Regions from separate parts of the Homo sapiens genome. Here region 1 is linked to region 2. A link is an interaction called in ENCODE POLR2A ChIA-PET data of the cell type or tissue named here. Cell type or tissue: Caco-2. All regions are shown on one strand. Each heading gives the region's core, and the rest is flanking DNA. Links, peaks and the distances in the headings are about the cores only. Region 1 has its middle 54 kb from the start of USP3. Region 2 overlaps CA12 (carbonic anhydrase 12).

Evidence for each region. Peaks named below come from ENCODE experiments on the same cell type or tissue, not always from the same donor. Only the 100,000 strongest peaks of a DNase experiment are listed, where the experiment ranks them.
Region 1: POLR2A ChIA-PET joins it to region 2 with 5 read pairs; 2 of 35 experiments call an interaction of 5 or more read pairs at or near these places.

The regions. Positions count from the first base shown.
Region 1 is chr15:63,446,334-63,454,667 of GRCh38, forward strand. No RefSeq gene overlaps it. Among named protein-coding and RNA genes, the nearest start is that of USP3, 54 kb to the right of the region's middle. In Caco-2, for the core only: no CTCF peak of the experiment used is centred there; DNase peaks (open chromatin) are centred at 3,598 and 4,048.
Region 2 is chr15:63,350,805-63,359,138 of GRCh38, forward strand. The region is part of intron 2 of CA12 (carbonic anhydrase 12); the gene reads right to left. Among named protein-coding and RNA genes, the nearest start is that of CA12, 27 kb to the right of the region's middle. In Caco-2, for the core only: no CTCF peak of the experiment used is centred there; a DNase peak (open chromatin) is centred at 4,197.

The sequences.
Region 1 (8,334 bases), core at 105-8,104, 95 kb after region 2:
GGGACATTCCCATGATGCCAGAGTGAAAGAAATGTCTTTCTTTGATGCCATTTATGTAATTATCGTCATGTCTGTGGTGGTGGTCGTTGTGGACGTAAGAGGAAACCATTCTGGGTGGGGAGGCCTTTTGCAGGTACCACCTAGCAGCTCGATTGTTTCAGGTGGAGACAAGACTTGCTCATTAATCCTCATGCTTCTGAGGAGGCCTCACCACCAGAGGAGGTGGTGGGGCTGATAATGTGGGCCTCATGAAACAGTGTAGCTTCATGCTGAGAGTGGAGTCCATCAGCTCTATGTTTCCGATCTTGGTCTTGCCATCTACTAGCTGTGTAACTTTGGGCAACTATTTCACCTTTCTGAGCCTTTATCACTGGAAAATAAGTGGGGATAGTATCCACCTTGCAGAATGTAGGGCAGTTTAGATACCACAATGTCCATCAAGCACTTGGCACATAATAAATGATAATGGCACAGTAGCTGAAAAAGCACTACAACCTCCAGGTGTTCTGCCACTTAGGCGATTTGAATCACCTGCACTATTTATTGCAGCATCTACCTAGCAAACCTCATGCCAGGTGAAACTAGCCATTTACCTGGGAAAGGAAAGCTCCCCAAAAAGCAAAGGCAACTGCTCATGGAAGGAGAGAGGGATCCTCAGAGCCAAGACTTCAGGGTCTAGTTCCTGCTTTTCCTGCCACCCTTTTGACAAAGCAGGACTCTGCTCCCCATCTTTGGGGGCAGAAGCACTAAATTACAGCCTTCCCCAAAACATCCTAGCAAGAACATAATATAGATGCAAAGCTTCATTGTAATTCCTAAACCCAAATTATTCAAATGCGGGCTAGAGAACAGCCCAGCATAGGAGGACCTGGCTGGAGGGTGCCCACGTGGTCTCCTGGAAGCCTCTGGCTGACAATTCTAACCCCAGGCTAAATGCATAATGTGCTTATTATACATTTAAGTATATTGCTGATGTTTTGAACAGACAGCTTCAACAACATTTCGGTATGTAGCTATCATTAAGGAGAGTTTTTAAAAATAAGATCCTTTGTACTTGGGGGGGTGGGGTGGTAAGGGAGAAAGGGTATCAACATGATGCTGTAATCTGATCTTTTTAGCTTTCAAATGATGTCACTTAATGACTTGGACCTAAATACACTCAGGAAGCTTAGGCAGCCCCAGTGCGCAGCTGCCTGTGTTGGAGAGGATCTGAAAGTCCTGCCTATCCTGGAGTGCCTTCTTCACCACTTTGCACCAGGCCTAGGGTTGCCCCCATTAGTTACTCTTTTGGGTCATGGTCCCAAAGGGAGAGAAGAGAAGGGACAGCAGAAGTTAGCTTTGTTAGCTCACTTGACATTGGAATCACCTGAGAGCTTTAACAAATACTGATGGCTGGCCTCACCCCCTGGAGAGTCTGATAATTTGTCCCAGGTGCAGCCTGGGCATTGGAATTTTTTTTAAAGTTCCCAGATAACTCCAATGTGCATCCAAGGTTGAGAATCATTGCCCCTGTGCCCTCTCACCCCAACACTCAACCCTCACCTCTCCGTCTTCTTCTACTGCAGCCCTGGTCAGTCCAGCAAGCCCTGGGGCTGAGCAAACACAAATAACTCCACTGCGAGATAGGGATCGTGATCTCCATTTTGCAGATGAAGAAACTAAGACCCCAGAGAGTCTGTTACACAACTTTGCCCAAGGTCACACAAGTAATTAATAGCAGACTAGATCTCTCTGGCTTCAAACTGGTTCCCAGTTCATCGGGCTGCCTTGATAACTTGGGAGCATTAACTCATTAAGCTGTTAATACATCAGAGGATTTCATTTATGGTAATAATGGCCCCTTACATTTTTATGGAGCTGTTAGGGTTCACAAAGCACTTTCATATACTTTGACTTTTTTTAAGCATTATTCCTCCATTTTATTATTTTTAAAATTTATTTTAGGTTCTGGGATACATGTGCAGAACGTGCAGATTTCTTACATAAGTAAACATGTGCCATGGTGGTTTGCTGCACCTATCAACCCATCACCTAGGTATTAAGCCCCACATGCATTAGCCGTTTGTCCTGATGCTCTCCCTTCCCCCGCCCTCTTCCCCCACATATTCTTCCGTTTTAAAAATGAGGAAACTGGAGCCCAGAAACATTGTCTTCCTCATGGTCACAAGATAGAGGAACCAGAATTTGAGCTCAAATCTTCTTACTCCTCATTTCAAAGAAAGAAGTACAATGAGAAACTGGGAGCCTGGTGGGTGTAAATTTTTTGGATGTAGGGAAGATTGAAAAGTTTCAGAGCAGGGCAAGATCTCAGGTTCTCCAAAGGTGGGAACTGAAGAGACATCAACACCCAGGAGGTGCAGAGAGAGAGAGACTGTGGTCCAATGTTAACAACTGGTGAATCTCATCGAAGGGTATACAGGTGCTTGTTGTATGGTCTTTGCAACTTTTCTGTATGTTTTCAAATTTTTTAAATAAAAGGAAAAGTACGAGTAGTTTTAGAAATACCCAAATAGGGCCAGGTGTGGTGGCTCACGCCTGTAATCCCAGCACTTTGGGAGGCTGAGGTGGGTGGATCACAAGGTCAAGAGATGGAGACCATCCTGGCTAACACAGCGAAACCCCGTCTCTACTAAAAATACAAAAAAGCCAGGCGTGGTGGCACGGGCCTGTAGTCCCAGCTATTCGGGAGGCTGAGGCAAGAGAATCGCTTGAACCGGGGAGGCGGAAGTTGCAGTGAGCCAAGATTGCGCCACTACATTCCAGCCTGGGTGACACAGCGAGACTCCATCTCAAAAAAAAAAAAACAAAAAAAACCCCAAAAAAACCCAACAAATAATATTCAAGGTGAGCTGTGAAGAACCAGAGAAAATACTTTTTTTTTCTGAAACTTGGCTGTTGTTTCTAAAAGCACAAAAGTTACTGAATTGTTTGCCTATGTTACTGCAGAAGTGGGAAAATATTGTGTCAAGTAAGCACTGTACATGTCAGGAGTCACTGGGTGAGGTTTAAGTTAATCTTTTAATTGAAAATGCAAATAAAAATAGTAATTTGTGTTGACCTCGGCAATATTCTTCTATAAACATAGATTTATTCAGACTTTACAATTACTTAGTACCCTTTATAATTTAATAGAAATGAAAAAGTATATATAGCAGACTACTATATTAAAATAGCTGCACAAAGAATGTATCTCCTCTTAATTGTTCTATAAAATCCCATGGAAATTTTTGTTCTGGAATGTTGCACACCCTATAATTTTAAAAACAAGCGTTAGAAATGTAAAATGTTTAAACATACAGGCCATTGTAATACCCTTTATCATAAAGAGATAATATGCAAAAAAGTTGAAACAACACACATTTTGTTATGTTACTCTCCTACCTAAAGACTCTGAGTGCCCCTTTAAGTCAACACAAGGCCATGCCCCTTACTTGGGCAGTCATAACCCTCACAAGTGTCTGCAACCCACTTTCCAGAAGCCTCTCCCTCCTCTGCCCCCAGGCACTCTACCAGCCAGCCAGGCCAGGATTCCTGACTCTTCCCTGTCCTTCCTGCCAGGATCTTTGCAAATACTCTTCCCTGGCTGGAAGGCCCCTCCCCTCTCTGAGCAAGTGCCTGGCTTCTCCAAGTCACTGTCCAACCTCAGCCACGCACCACCCCCCACCCAAGCAGAGGTGGCCCTGCCCCTGTCCTGTTGGCAAACGTCCTTGGTGTAGCACTCGCCTCCTTGTATTTTAAGGACATGATAGTGGGATTTTCCTCATTTCCAGAATTTCCCAAGAGCCAACAGCTGGAAACCTTTAACATTTTTAGAGCACCTCCAGCTGCGGGGTCAGCTACCCCTGTATAAACTTTCTGAAAGGCACAGCGCCATTTCTGCAGCGCCAGTACCTCATTTCTCCCCCAAAACCCCACCACTCCACCTCCAATCTCTGCAAGATGCATTGGGATGAGGTTGATGATTAACTTTGTAGAGAGTACAGCTGATATAAAGTGAGACCATTCTTTGCTATCTCCTCCGATGGGTGGGGGGAGGGCAGGGTGACTGGATTGATCCCTGCTGTGCCAAACCCCTATCGACTCCACTGGGGAATGGCACCAGGCTCAAAAGGCCGAAGAAGAGACCCAGAGGCAGTGAAAGACACGTGGGTTTTTTTGTTTGTGTGTCTGTTTTTGAGACAGAGTCTCGCTCTGTCACCCAGGCTGGAGTGCAGTGGCGCAATCTCGGCTCACTACAAGCTCCACCTCCCGGGTTCACGCCATTCTCCTGCCTCAGCCTCCCGAGTAGCTGGGACTACAGGCGCCCGCCACCACGCCCGGCTAATTTTTTGTATTTTTAGTAGAGACGGGGTTTCATTGTGTTAGCCAAGATGGTCTCGATCTCCTGACCTCGTGATCCGCCCGCCTCAGCCTCCCAAAGTATTGTGATTACAGGCGTGAGGCACCGTGCCCGGCCCCACATGGGGTTTTATTAAGGGCTTACATACAGGGGAAAGAGTCCAGTGGTGGCAGGCTGGACAGGAGAACCGCAACTGTTTGCAAAAGGCATGTAGTTTACATAGCATTTTCACTTAGTACCCTCCCCCTAACAACCTCCACCTGGCAACCTTCATTTAAGCCAGAACGAAGGGCCTCAAATTCCTGTACGCCTTCCACAGGAAGGGCCAGGGGCTCAGATGTTGCTCCTAAATAAGGAATGACTCGGGTTGGCCACTCCTGGATTCCTTAGCTCGGAACTGCATTCAGGTGCGTCTGCCATACAGTGTCATTCTCAGGTTATGCATCGCCGTCAGGTGCGTCCACCATACAGTCCCATATGTTAAAGCCAACAATGTGCGCACCAAGATAATTGCCCCAAGACAATCTTTCATAGAGCCACAGAGATTTCTGCCCTGACCAGAGCTGCGGGCATTAGAATGAGATAGAAGGGGCCAAGGCCACCACTCGAGTCCCATTCTTGAAAGGTACTATTGGGGCTTCAGACCTGGGAACACCCTTCCCCTTCATCTCTTCATTTCTGCCTTTCTCCCCTTTTTTTTTTTTTTTTTTTTTTTTTTGAGACAGTCTTGCTCTGTCACCCAGGCCGGAGTGCAGTGGCGTGGTCTCGGCTCACTGCAAGCTCCGCCTCCCGGGTTCACACCATTCTCATCCCTCAGCCTCCCGAGTAGCTGGGACTACAGGCGCCCACTACCACGCCCGGCTAATTTTTTGTTTTTTTAGTAGAGACGGGGTTTCACCGTATTAGCCAGGATGGTCTTGATCTCTTGACCTTGTGATCCACCCGCCTCGGCCTCCCAAAGTATTGGGATTACAAGCGAGAGCCACTGCGCCCGGCCTCTCCCTTCCTCTTTTCCTTTCTTTCTACCTTCCACAAATAGTACCAGGAACTATGCTAAGTAATTTAAAAAAAGAAATATTAAGTGCATACATGTCTCCTACTTGCTCCCAGTCTGCAGGGAAACAGTTATAATTTGTCTTACAATCCAAGCGCTATAATGTGGGAGAGAAAAAGCCCCAGAGGCACAGAGCCAACTCTTCCCAAGCAGTGATATTAGGGTAGGGTTGCCAGATAAAGCACATTTTGCTGAAATTGGAATTTTTATTTTAAAAGATCTCAAATACAAATTTGAATATAGCACAGAACATGTTTGTACTACAATAATTGCTCAATGCTTACCTAAAATTCAAATTTAACTGGGCATCTTGTATCTTGTTGTTGTGGTTGTTGTTAAATCTGGCAACTCTATGAGTAGAGGGATATAGAATAATTGAACTGAATGAAATTCAGTTGCTTTGACCAGTTAGGAAAGCTGCCAGGGCTGGGCGGGATGGGGAGTGAAGTGGAATAGAAGGATGGAATCGGGTTGTTGACGTGAGCTTACATAGGAAGAAATGCAATTTAATTTGATTGGGTGGAATAATATGTAGAGTGGGCCAGCAGATTTAGGAGATGGGTGCTGGACCCCTCTCCTGCTACCGGTCAACATTTATTTTATTTTGTCGTTGCTGTTGTTTTTAGACAGTCTCACTGCGTTGCCCAGGCTGTAGTGCAGTGGTGCAATCTCGGCTCACTGCAGGCTTGACTTCCTGGACTCAAGTGATTCTGCCACCTCGGCCTCCCAAGTATCTAGGACCATGGGCGCCACCATGCACAACTAAGTTTTGTACTTTTTGTAGAGACAGGGTTTGCCATGTTGCCCAGTCTGGTCCCAAACTCCTGGCCTCAAGAAATCCTCCTGTCTCGGCCTCCTAAAGTGCTGGGATTACAGGCATGAGTCACTGCGCCCGGCCTAGTCAACTCCTGCATCCTCTTAGAACAGTCACCAGGGTGAGGAAAGTGAGGTGTTGAGGCTGGGAAATATAAAGAGACACTCATGCTCAGGCCATGCCATTGTGCTCTCTTCCCAGCCCTGCAACCCTTCAACAACCCACAGCCCCATTTCATAGATCAGGAAACTGAGGCTTAGAAAGGCTTAGCAGTGTGTCCGGAGTCACTAAATTAGTTAGCAGTGGAGTCAGGATGCAGGCCCAGAAGGCCTGTGCCTGTAACTCCCTCCCTGTATAGCCTTGCTAATAGCAAGTGGTGAAGCCAAGAGATGAACCATCTCCTTTCCAGCCCATGCTTCACACACGTGACCTCATTTGTGAGGAGTGGAATTTATACATTTCAATTCAGAGTGAGCATAATCTCTGTGTGTGGGACAGAGTGGATAGAAGTAACCCGCCTGTAGAGCAGGGTAGGAGGTGGGGTCTATTGAAATTCTTGACCATGGTTCAGCAGTTTGCCACCCTGGCTATATGCTAGAATGCCTGGGAAGCTTTTCAAAATCCCAGATTTCTGGGGGTGGGGCACAGACTTCATTTTTAAACCTCCCCAGGTTGAAACCTACAATGCTGAAAGTCATACTCTTAGACTTATGAATATCCAACTTATTGAGTTAGCAGAGAGAAACTCCAACTCTGAAGAGAGTTTGTTTTCCCTCCACTCCCCCTGCAAAGGCCTGAGAGTTTTCTGGAGCCTGCATCAGCTAGGCTGTGGTGTACCATCTGACAGGAAGGCTGGAGACCTGCAGCCTTCCTGCTTTCCTGTAAACAGCAGGGGAAAGAAGATAGCAAGATGGGTGTTTGGATCCCAAACATGCTTGTTTTAGTGTAGGCAAGACTGTGACATTTTAAAATTCTGAATTGTGGGGTGGGGGCCAAGGAGAGGAAGGGAAGAAATATTACTAGCTCTATTATCTTGCATATCTGAGGATACCCTTTGCTAGGGGTCCTCTCTCTTGCCTATTTTTTTTTTTTAGAGATGGGGTCTCACTACGTTGCCCAGGCTGGTGTCAAACTCCTAGCCTCAAGGATCCTCCTGCCTTAGCCTCTCAAAACATTGGGATTACAGGCATGATCCACCACGCCCAGTCTCTCTTGCCTCTATCCCCAAAGTTGCCTTATTTATATACCCACGACTAGGGTAAGATCTGAAGTTGCACAGAATCCTGTGACATGTCATGATAAGGGGGGTGGGCCCAGGTCTCAGGTACAGGGAGGTGTGGTCTTCCATGCGCCCCAGCTCAGCCAGGGACAATCTAAGTGGCCTTAATAGATCACTTAACCTACCTGAACCTCAATGTTTGTCATCTACAAAATGGAGATAATCACTCATACTCTGCCTACCTCCCAGACCTGTTCTAAGTGGAATAAAGGAGATTTTAGATGCAAGTTATACTTGGAAAATGTTGACACTTCATACAAGTATACATGTTGCTATTAATTTTTGTGGTTCAAATTAGAATTTCATGTTAACTCTGTACCCTCAGAGAAGGCTGCAGAAATTTCTGTGAATATCTAAAAGGAAATAAATTTTTTTTTTTTTTGAGACAGAGTCTCCCCCTTGTTGCCCAGGCTGGAGTGCAATGGCGCGATCTCAGCTCACTACAACCTCTGCCTCCCAGGTTCAAGCGATTTTCCTGCCTTAGTCTCTGGAGTAGCTGGGATTACAGGCATGCACTATCACACCCGGCTAGTTTTTGTATTTTTAGTAGAGACAGGGTTTCTCCATGTTGGTCAGGCTGGTCTTGAACTCCTGACCTCAGGTGATCCACCTGCTTGGCCTCCCAAAGTGCTGGGATTACAGGCGTGAGCCACTGCGCCCAGCCTCTAAAAGGAATCTTTAAAAAAAATTTTGACACTATTTTGGACTATATTTTTGTGAAGTATTTTAGTTATAAAACCCAGTTAATTTTGCTACTCAAGGAAGGTTCTATAAATCATTCTAGCTTCACATTTCCGGTGACATAGAACCATACTAGTCAGGTGTTTCCAAGGACCAGCAACAACAGC
Region 2 (8,334 bases), core at 213-8,212:
CACCCAGCTTGGACAGTTTACAATTCAGAAACAGTCCTGCCTCATCTATGCTAAGCCCATTCTCCCCTTATCTACCTGGATAACTGGAAACAAATCCAGATATATTTCATCTGTATATATTTCATATGTTTCTCTAAAACATAAGGGCTCTTAAAACCACAGTACCATGACCACACCTAGAGAGTTAAGAATTAATACCTTAAGATTACCGAATCCAATTAGAATTCAAATTTTTCCAAATAGGTCATAAATTTTTAACAGTTTGTAAATTTCAGGGTTCACATACAGTCCATATATTTTTTGCAATATTGCAATTAGAGGATGTGTTATGGCCTAGATTACAGCTTGATGGTGGAATGCCTCATCAGAGAACACCTGGGCCCCGCTCCTCCAAGGCTCAACATCTCAGAGCCAGCTTGGTCTATCCTTTGCCCTTAGTGGGTCATGGACTCCCATGCTTCCATGGGTTAGGCCCTCGCCATGTCACACTGCAAAGGCTTCCCACAGGCAACCAGCCCCAGCCTTCCTTGTTACACTGCCAGGCTGGCTCTCCTGCAGTAACCAGATCAATCTTGTCATAGCCTGGCTTGGGTGGCACCACCCCACCACCCATCCGTACACTCCCTTTCTCCCTAGCATGCCCTGCCCCACCCCAACAAGACAAAGCACAGCCTAGCTGTTTTTCATGGCCTTGAAGTGCCCCAACCTGTCAAAGTCTTCAAAGGCCCCCACATCCCGCCCCAGCCTGCCCCATGCTTCAGCCAGCTCCCTGAGCCTAAGAACAGGCTATGCCAACCCACCTTCACAAATGCCGTTATGAAAAAATCTGCTCAAATGCCCTCTTCTTTCCTCTGCACCTTTCCAAATTTCGTCCACTCTTCAAAGTCCAGCTCAGGTCCTGCCAAAGCTACCCCAGTGCTTTCTAGTCCCTGACTTGAACTTCTCGGCCAGCCTACTCGGGTTGTGCACACTAGCAAGCAGTGATGATTGTTAGCCTGCCTCACCTGTGACTGTTAGAGCCAGACTAGTACAGAAACTTATTACAGACTAGAGCTCAGAATATGAGTTTCAAAGACCTTTGGAAGACCAGAACTTTATGTCATATCCCTACTTATGTCTGAACACATCCTTGAATGGATGTGGAGGGTTTTTTTAAGCTCATTTCAGAAATTTAGCCATAAAGGGATGAGAGAAGGGTGTATGCGTGGTGGTTATGGTAAGGTGAGGGTAATGTGAAAGATTTTGTTTTTTGTTTCTGTTTTTGTTTTTGAGACTGAGTCTTGCTCTGTCACCAAGGCTGGAGTGCAGTGGTGCAATCTCAGCTCACTGCAACCTCCGCCTCCCAGGTTCAAGCAATTCTTCTGCCTCAGCCTCCCAAGTAGCTGGGATTACAGGTGCGTGCCTCCACGCCCAGCTAATTTTTTATATTTTTAGTCGACATGGGGTTTCGCCATGTTGGCCAGGCTGGTCTCAGACTCCTGACCTAAAGCGATCCACCTGCCTTGGCCTCCCAAAGTGCTGGGAATACAGGCGCGAGCCACCGCACCCAGCCTGTGTTTTTGTTTTTTATGAAGAGGCTTGAGCAAACTGCTATGCAGACGGCAAAAGAGACCAGAGAAGGAAGGTTGGAGACAGAAGAAAGAGGGGCTCACTGATGAAAGGTAGCCATGAGAAGACAGTGGGGGGATCCAGGCACCAGAGTCAACATTAATTCTGCCCCATGACACTTCTTGGAGGTCATACTCTGAGGTGGACCCCCCTGTGTCTGTGTCAGTGCTCACTGCAGGCAGCTTCCTGGAGAACCTGCCTGGGCCCAAGCTCCAGGGTACATCTCTTTGGGCCGGCTACCAACACGCAGTCAGATCAAAACTTGCCCCAAAGGATACCACTGTAGTGGCAAAGTTTACACATTCTAGATGATGACACGCCCTTTTTCAACAAATAGGCACAATTTCAGGACAATGATAGCTTTTGGTTAGTCCCTCAAAGTTTGTTTTGTAAGGAGGTCTGACCATAATGAAAGGCATGTGTATCTATATGAAAATGATCAAAAATTATGTACCAAATTTGAATACACATTTAATAAGATGGATTGTATTTGCAATAAAAAACGAGTACTCAAATGTTGAATGAAGGAGAAAAATCTCTAAATGCTCTCCTTCTTGGAGTGCAATTTAATTTTGGAGTTAATGCATTCATTTCTTCAACAAATGTGTCTAGTATGTGTCAGGCACTGTACTAGGTGCTGAAGATGCAATGGAGAACAAAACAGCTCTAGTCTCTGACCTTGCGGCACTCACAGACCAGTGTAAGAGACTGATAATAAATAACAAGTAAACCAATGCACAAGGAAATAATTGCAATCTGCAATGAGCGCTGCAAAGGAATTAAACGAGGGCTGCAACAGAAAAATGGAGGGATCCCTGTCAAGCAGATGATGCAGGCAGGCTTCCCAGAGGAGGCGCCGTTAAAGCTGAGATTTAAAGGACAAGTAGAACCAACCATGAGTGAAACGTGAGGAATGGCGTTCACTAGAGAGGGCCCAGCAAGCTCAGAGGCCCCGCTGCAGTGGAGAGGCTGGTATATTCTAGGGATGTGTGATGCATTGACTCAGAAAGAGTCTGGGATCCATCCGGCCTCCCTTTGCCAGGTCTGGGTCCTGCCCTGTGCCAAGGCTGAGCTAGGATCATTTGACACCTGCTTGTGTACATTCCTCCATCTGTTAGAAAGGTCTTCCTGTTGGGAGGCTAGTACCTGCCTCTCTCTGGGGGTCATCCAACAGTCCCGCTCTTGTGGCTAGAGCCACAGAGAACACAGCTAAGCCACAGGACTCAGAGGGGACCGCAGACTTCATGTCCCCTCTAAATCCATCTGGAAACCAGACATCCTCAGGATGGTGTCTGCATGTAAAAGCCATTTTTTTAAAGAGATGGGGTCTTGCTATATTGCCCAGGCTGGTCTCAGACTCCTGGGCTGAAATGATCCTCCTGCCTCAGCCTCCCAAAGTGCTGGGATTATAGATGTGAGCCACTGCACCCAGCCTAGAAGCTACATTTTAAAAACATGTTTAAAATATATTTATAGGTCCTGCAGTTCACTTCTGAAGCTGATTAAAATATCTATGTCTTCTCATAAAAACCCAGTGGGTTCAGCCAGTCAGTAGTGTGGTTCCCACAGCATCACCTTGGTAAGAGGTTGACCCACCGCACAGAAGGCCACAACCTGCTGAATTCTACCTGTTTTCCTGCTGGGTAGGCGGAGAGGCACAGTCATAAACCCCAATGTCCTGCCCAGAAGGAAAGGAGGTGACCAAGGACATGGGTTAATAATTGATGGATGAGGTCTTATGATGTTATTATGTACAAACAGAGGGCGAGGAATCAAACTAGCGTTAGAGTTTTCCTTTGTCAGTATCACCACTGAATCAGAGGTGGTCCCGGGACAGTGAGGGAGGGCTAGAAGGGGAGGGTTACTTGTTATGAATAAAGCTCAAAGCTGGACTTGCCATAGCAGGCCAACTCTTTTTCTTGGATTTTACATTATAGATCAATAAAAATAAACACATTTTCTAAAGATGCTTTAATCCATACTTTGCATCAAACTTTTGTCTAATTTTTGTTTGGGTCAGCTGGAGACGGAGGGTTGAGACTTGGGCTTGGTAAATCCCCCCAAATCTCCCCTTGGGGAGGCAGGAGGATCAGTTGAGCCCAGGAGTTTGAGACAAGCCTGGGCAACATAGCAAGACCCCATCTCTAAACAACAAAAAAAGTGGCTTCTACATGCAGACACCATCCTGAGGATGTCTGATTTCCAGATGGATTTAGAGGGGACATGAAGGCTGCTGTTCCCTCTGAGTCTTGTGGCTTAGCTGTGTTCTCTGTGGCTCTAGTCACAGGGGCAGGACTGATGGATGTATTAACACAGAGAGAGATGGGAATCATTTCCCATCCAGCCATGGTGGTGGGGGCCAGGAGTGCAGGCTGGAGGCCAGAAGAGGTGAACCATAAGGCTGGGGCTGCCAGCTCAGCCCTCCACCCACCCTCAGGAAGTCCTTCTCCTCCACCCCGCCAATAATCCCCGTCTAATATTGCTGGGTGGGGGATGAGGCGGGGACAAAAAGGCTCCGCAGTCATTTACACACTGGTGTCAAGGCCTGCATCAGGTTCCTTCTGGAGATGAGGTTTATTACAGGGAGGCGGGTGGGGTTTCCAGGCTGCCAAAGGTAAAGGGTGACGATCTGTTTGCTTTTGCTTCTCCATTTCTAACCTCCTCTTAGGTTCTCATGACCTGTGACCTTAGAGTATGTTCATCGTGGAGAGGCTCTGCCCACCTCTCTCTGGACTTTTCTGTGTCTGCTCCCACCCCTCCTTTTCGTTCCAGCAGCGCTGAGCTGCTTGCATCCTGCAGACACACCAAGCTGCTTCACATCTCCCTGAAACACCCTCCCCTCGCTGGGGCAGGGCAAAGGGTTTCCCCCTCTTCTGTGCTCCTATACAGCCTTTGCATTTCTCTTCCTTGCAGCAGCCACACTGATCAAAGCAATATTGTCTGCCTTTCCACCCCAGTAGTCCAGTGGTTCTCAAAGCGTGGCTCCAGACAAGCATTATCATCACCGCCTAGGAACTCATTCAAAATGCAGAGTCTCGGGCCCCACCCCAGGCCTACCGAACCGGACACTCTGGGGGTGGCGCCCAGCATCTGCCGTTGGACAAGGCTGCCAGGCGATGCTGCTGCGGGCTGAGGCTGAGAAGCGCTGCACTAGACTGTCAGCTCGCTTTCTGCATGCGTGTACACCTGGCTCCTGCTGCAGAGCCTGGCACACTGAAGTGTTCAACAAACAGCTCTTGAACTAAGCAACAAACAACAGCAAACCACTAAGTTAAACAAACTGCTGACATGCTAACAACCTAACCCCTATCATGAAAACTAGCCAGGCCTGAGCCCCCCATCAGTGCTCACCACATGTTATCCTCCTTCATCTTCCTTGGCCCATTCATGTGAGGAATCGTGCTAGATGTGAAAGTGTTAAGTCCACAGCCCTGTAGCCACCGCCCTCGCAAGACATCCTGCTCTGTCTTTCTTAAACATAATATTCAAATAGGGGGCTCCAGGCTCAGGCAACGACTGGTAACCATCTCTGAACAGAAAGGACTACAGATACCGTCTTTTTCATGCACTGTTATATGCATAACATTTACATGATTAAATATGGTGTTTGAAGTAATTTTTATTCAGTGTTGACCATCAGAAACATGGTCATGTTTCTAACCATGTTTTCATGGCTTAATCTCTTTTTAAAAATTGTCGGCCGGGCACGGTGGCTCACGCCTGTAATCCCAGCACTTTGGGAGGCCAAGGAGGGCAGATCACCTGAGGCCAGGAGTTGGAGACCAGCCTGGCCAACATGGTGAAACCCCGTCTGTACTAAAAATACAAAAAATAGCTGGGCATGGTGGCATACGCCTGTAGTCCCAGCTACTCGGGAGGCTGAGGCAGGAGAATCGCTTAAATCCAGGAGATGGAGGTTGCCGTAAGCTGAGACTGCGCCACTGCACTCCGGCCTGGGTGACAGAGCATCTCAAATAAAAAATTAAAAATTGTAGTAAAATATACATAACAGAGCTTTTTCATTATCTCAAACATTTATTGTTGGTGGGAACATCAAATAGTTTGGCGGTGCCTTAAAACGTTAAGATAGAATTACCATATAATACCAGCAATTCTTTTTTTTTTTTGAGACAGAGTCTCTCGCTCTGTTGCCCAAGCTGGAATGCAGTAGCGTGATCTCGCTCACTGCAACCTCTGCCTCCTGGGTTCAAGCGATTCTCGTGCCTCAGCCTCTCACGTAGCTGGGATTACAGATGCACATCACCACACCCAGCTAATTTTTGTATTTTTAATAGAAATGGGGTTTCACCAGTCTCGATCTCCTGACTTCAAGTGATCCACCCACCTTGGCCTCCCAAAGTGCTGGGATTACAGGTGTGAGCCAACACGCCTGGCCTGATCCAGTAATTCTAATCCTAGATATAGATCCCAAAGTATTAAAAGCAGGGATTCAAAGAGATACCTGTACACCTGTGTTCATAGCAGCATTATTTATATTAGTCAAAAGGTGGAAATAAGTCAATTGTCCATCAACAGATGCATGGATAAACAAAATGTGGCACAGACATACAATGGAATATTGTTTAGCCGTAAAAAGGCTGATCTCATTTTAATGTACCATTTCTTTTCCAAGAATCTAACCCACCAGATGCTTGAGAGGAGCTGGGATAGGTCTTTTTATTTTCACGGCACCCTTTATGGAACCAAACGTATGGCAGATGCTCAATGAATACTCACTGGTTGAGAAAAACTCTGTAGTTTACTTGGCCTAGACTTGAATAGTGGTTGCCAGAACTTGAGTGCACAATCAGAATCTCCTAGAGGGCTTGTTCCCACACAGACTGCTGGGCCACACCCTCAGAGTTTCTGATTCAGTACTTCACGGACGGAGCCCTAGCATCTGCATTTCTAACACATTCCCAGGTGATGCTGCTGCTGCTGGGTCCAGGAACCACATTTGGAGAATCCCCAGCCCAGAGCCATATTTCTCAACCATGGCTACATAGTGGAATCTCCAAGAGCTCCTGATTTTGCTCCCAGCCCCAGTCCCTGAGATCAGGATTAATTGGTCTTGGTGTTGAGGTGGGAGGTGCTTTAAAAAACTGCTCACATGATTCTCATGGGCAGCCAAAGTAGGGAAGAGCTGCTGTGAAACCCTCATCACACTGAAGGCCTTGTGGTTCTTGTGAGCAGAGTCAGGGCCTTTTTCTCTCTGGTCTCAGGGTGAAGTTGCTTTCTTTCTTTCTTTTTTTTTTAAATTAATTTTTTGTTGTGGTAAAATACATAGAGCATAAAACTACCATTAGTAAAATTTAGTATATTCACGATGTTGTGCAACCATTACCCCTACTTAGATCCAGAACATTTCAATATTCCAAAGGAAACCTCATACCTGTGAAGCAGTCACCTCCCACTCTCCCTGCTCTCAGCACCGGGCAACCACTAATCTGCTCTCTGCCTCCATGGATTTGCCTCTTCCGGATAGTTCATATAAACAGAATCATACAATATGTGGTCAATTGCAGGTGGCTTCTTTCATCTGGCATAATGTTTCCAAGGTTCATCCATGTTGTAGCATTCCTTCCTATGCAATAAAAAGGGCCTTCATGCCTTTTTATGATGGCATAATATCCCATTCTATGGATATATCACAATTTGGTTATTCATTCATAGGACTGCATTTTATTGTAGTTTAAATATTTGACTCTAGTTAAATTGCTATGGATTCTCTTGTGTAAAATAGTTATTGACCGAAATAAAATGTTGGTGTTTCTCCTGTTTGAGTTTTAGAAAATAAGCTGTGCAGAGTGCTGCAAGGCAGCTGGAAGGAAAGGAAGATGGAGAAAATACAGCCTGGTTTCCAGAAAATGAGGGCCTGGGGTCAACAAGGCTATTATTTGTGACAAGCTCTTGAGTGAAAAGAGAAAACTTCAAATGATCATGATCATAAAGCCATATTCCACACAGGGTGATGTAGCAATGTTCCCCGGCACTCACGGGAAACCAGTGGGAGAGCGAATACTGTGGGCAGAGGCTGCTTTTGTGACAGGCTCCTTTCCTGGCAGAGAGAGACTTGAAAATGTCACAGGTGCTTTTCATCACTGGTACAGCTGTCTCCCCTGGCTGACAAAAAAATGCTCCCTCTCCCCATCCGCCTTCCCAGCACTCATCTTTGTGAAGAGTGTGAAGCGGTAGGTGAGAAGCCATGACTTGATTTGGCATTTAGACAGCAGGCCGGGGGAAATCGGGGTATCTAATTTGAATGTGACCTTGAACTAACTCTGAGCTGTGGACATCCAATGTTTACTTCCTCAGGCGAGTACCCCTTTTTGCCCCTGACCTGATTACTCTTGTCTCCTCGGCCGAGCATCTTCAAAGAACTGTGTGCATACCCGCATCTGTGTCTTTACTTCCCATTCAGACCTCCCTGCTCTTCCACGCCCATGTCCCACTGAGTCCACACAGACTCTTCGGCCCTCGCACTTCATGCAGCCCTTGACCCTGGTGGCACTAACCCCCCACTCCTGATTTCTGAACCCTCTGTTTCTGGGGACACTGCTTTGTTGAATTGTCCTCCCGTTTCCCTGCCCTTTCTCAGATCTCTGTGGCCACTTGCCCCTCAATGTCAGCTGTCACGGTGGTTTTGTTGTTGGCCCCTTCTCCTTCTTACAGACACACTCCCCTGGGGTGAAGCTGTCCCCTCCCATGGCTTCAACACCAGCTCTG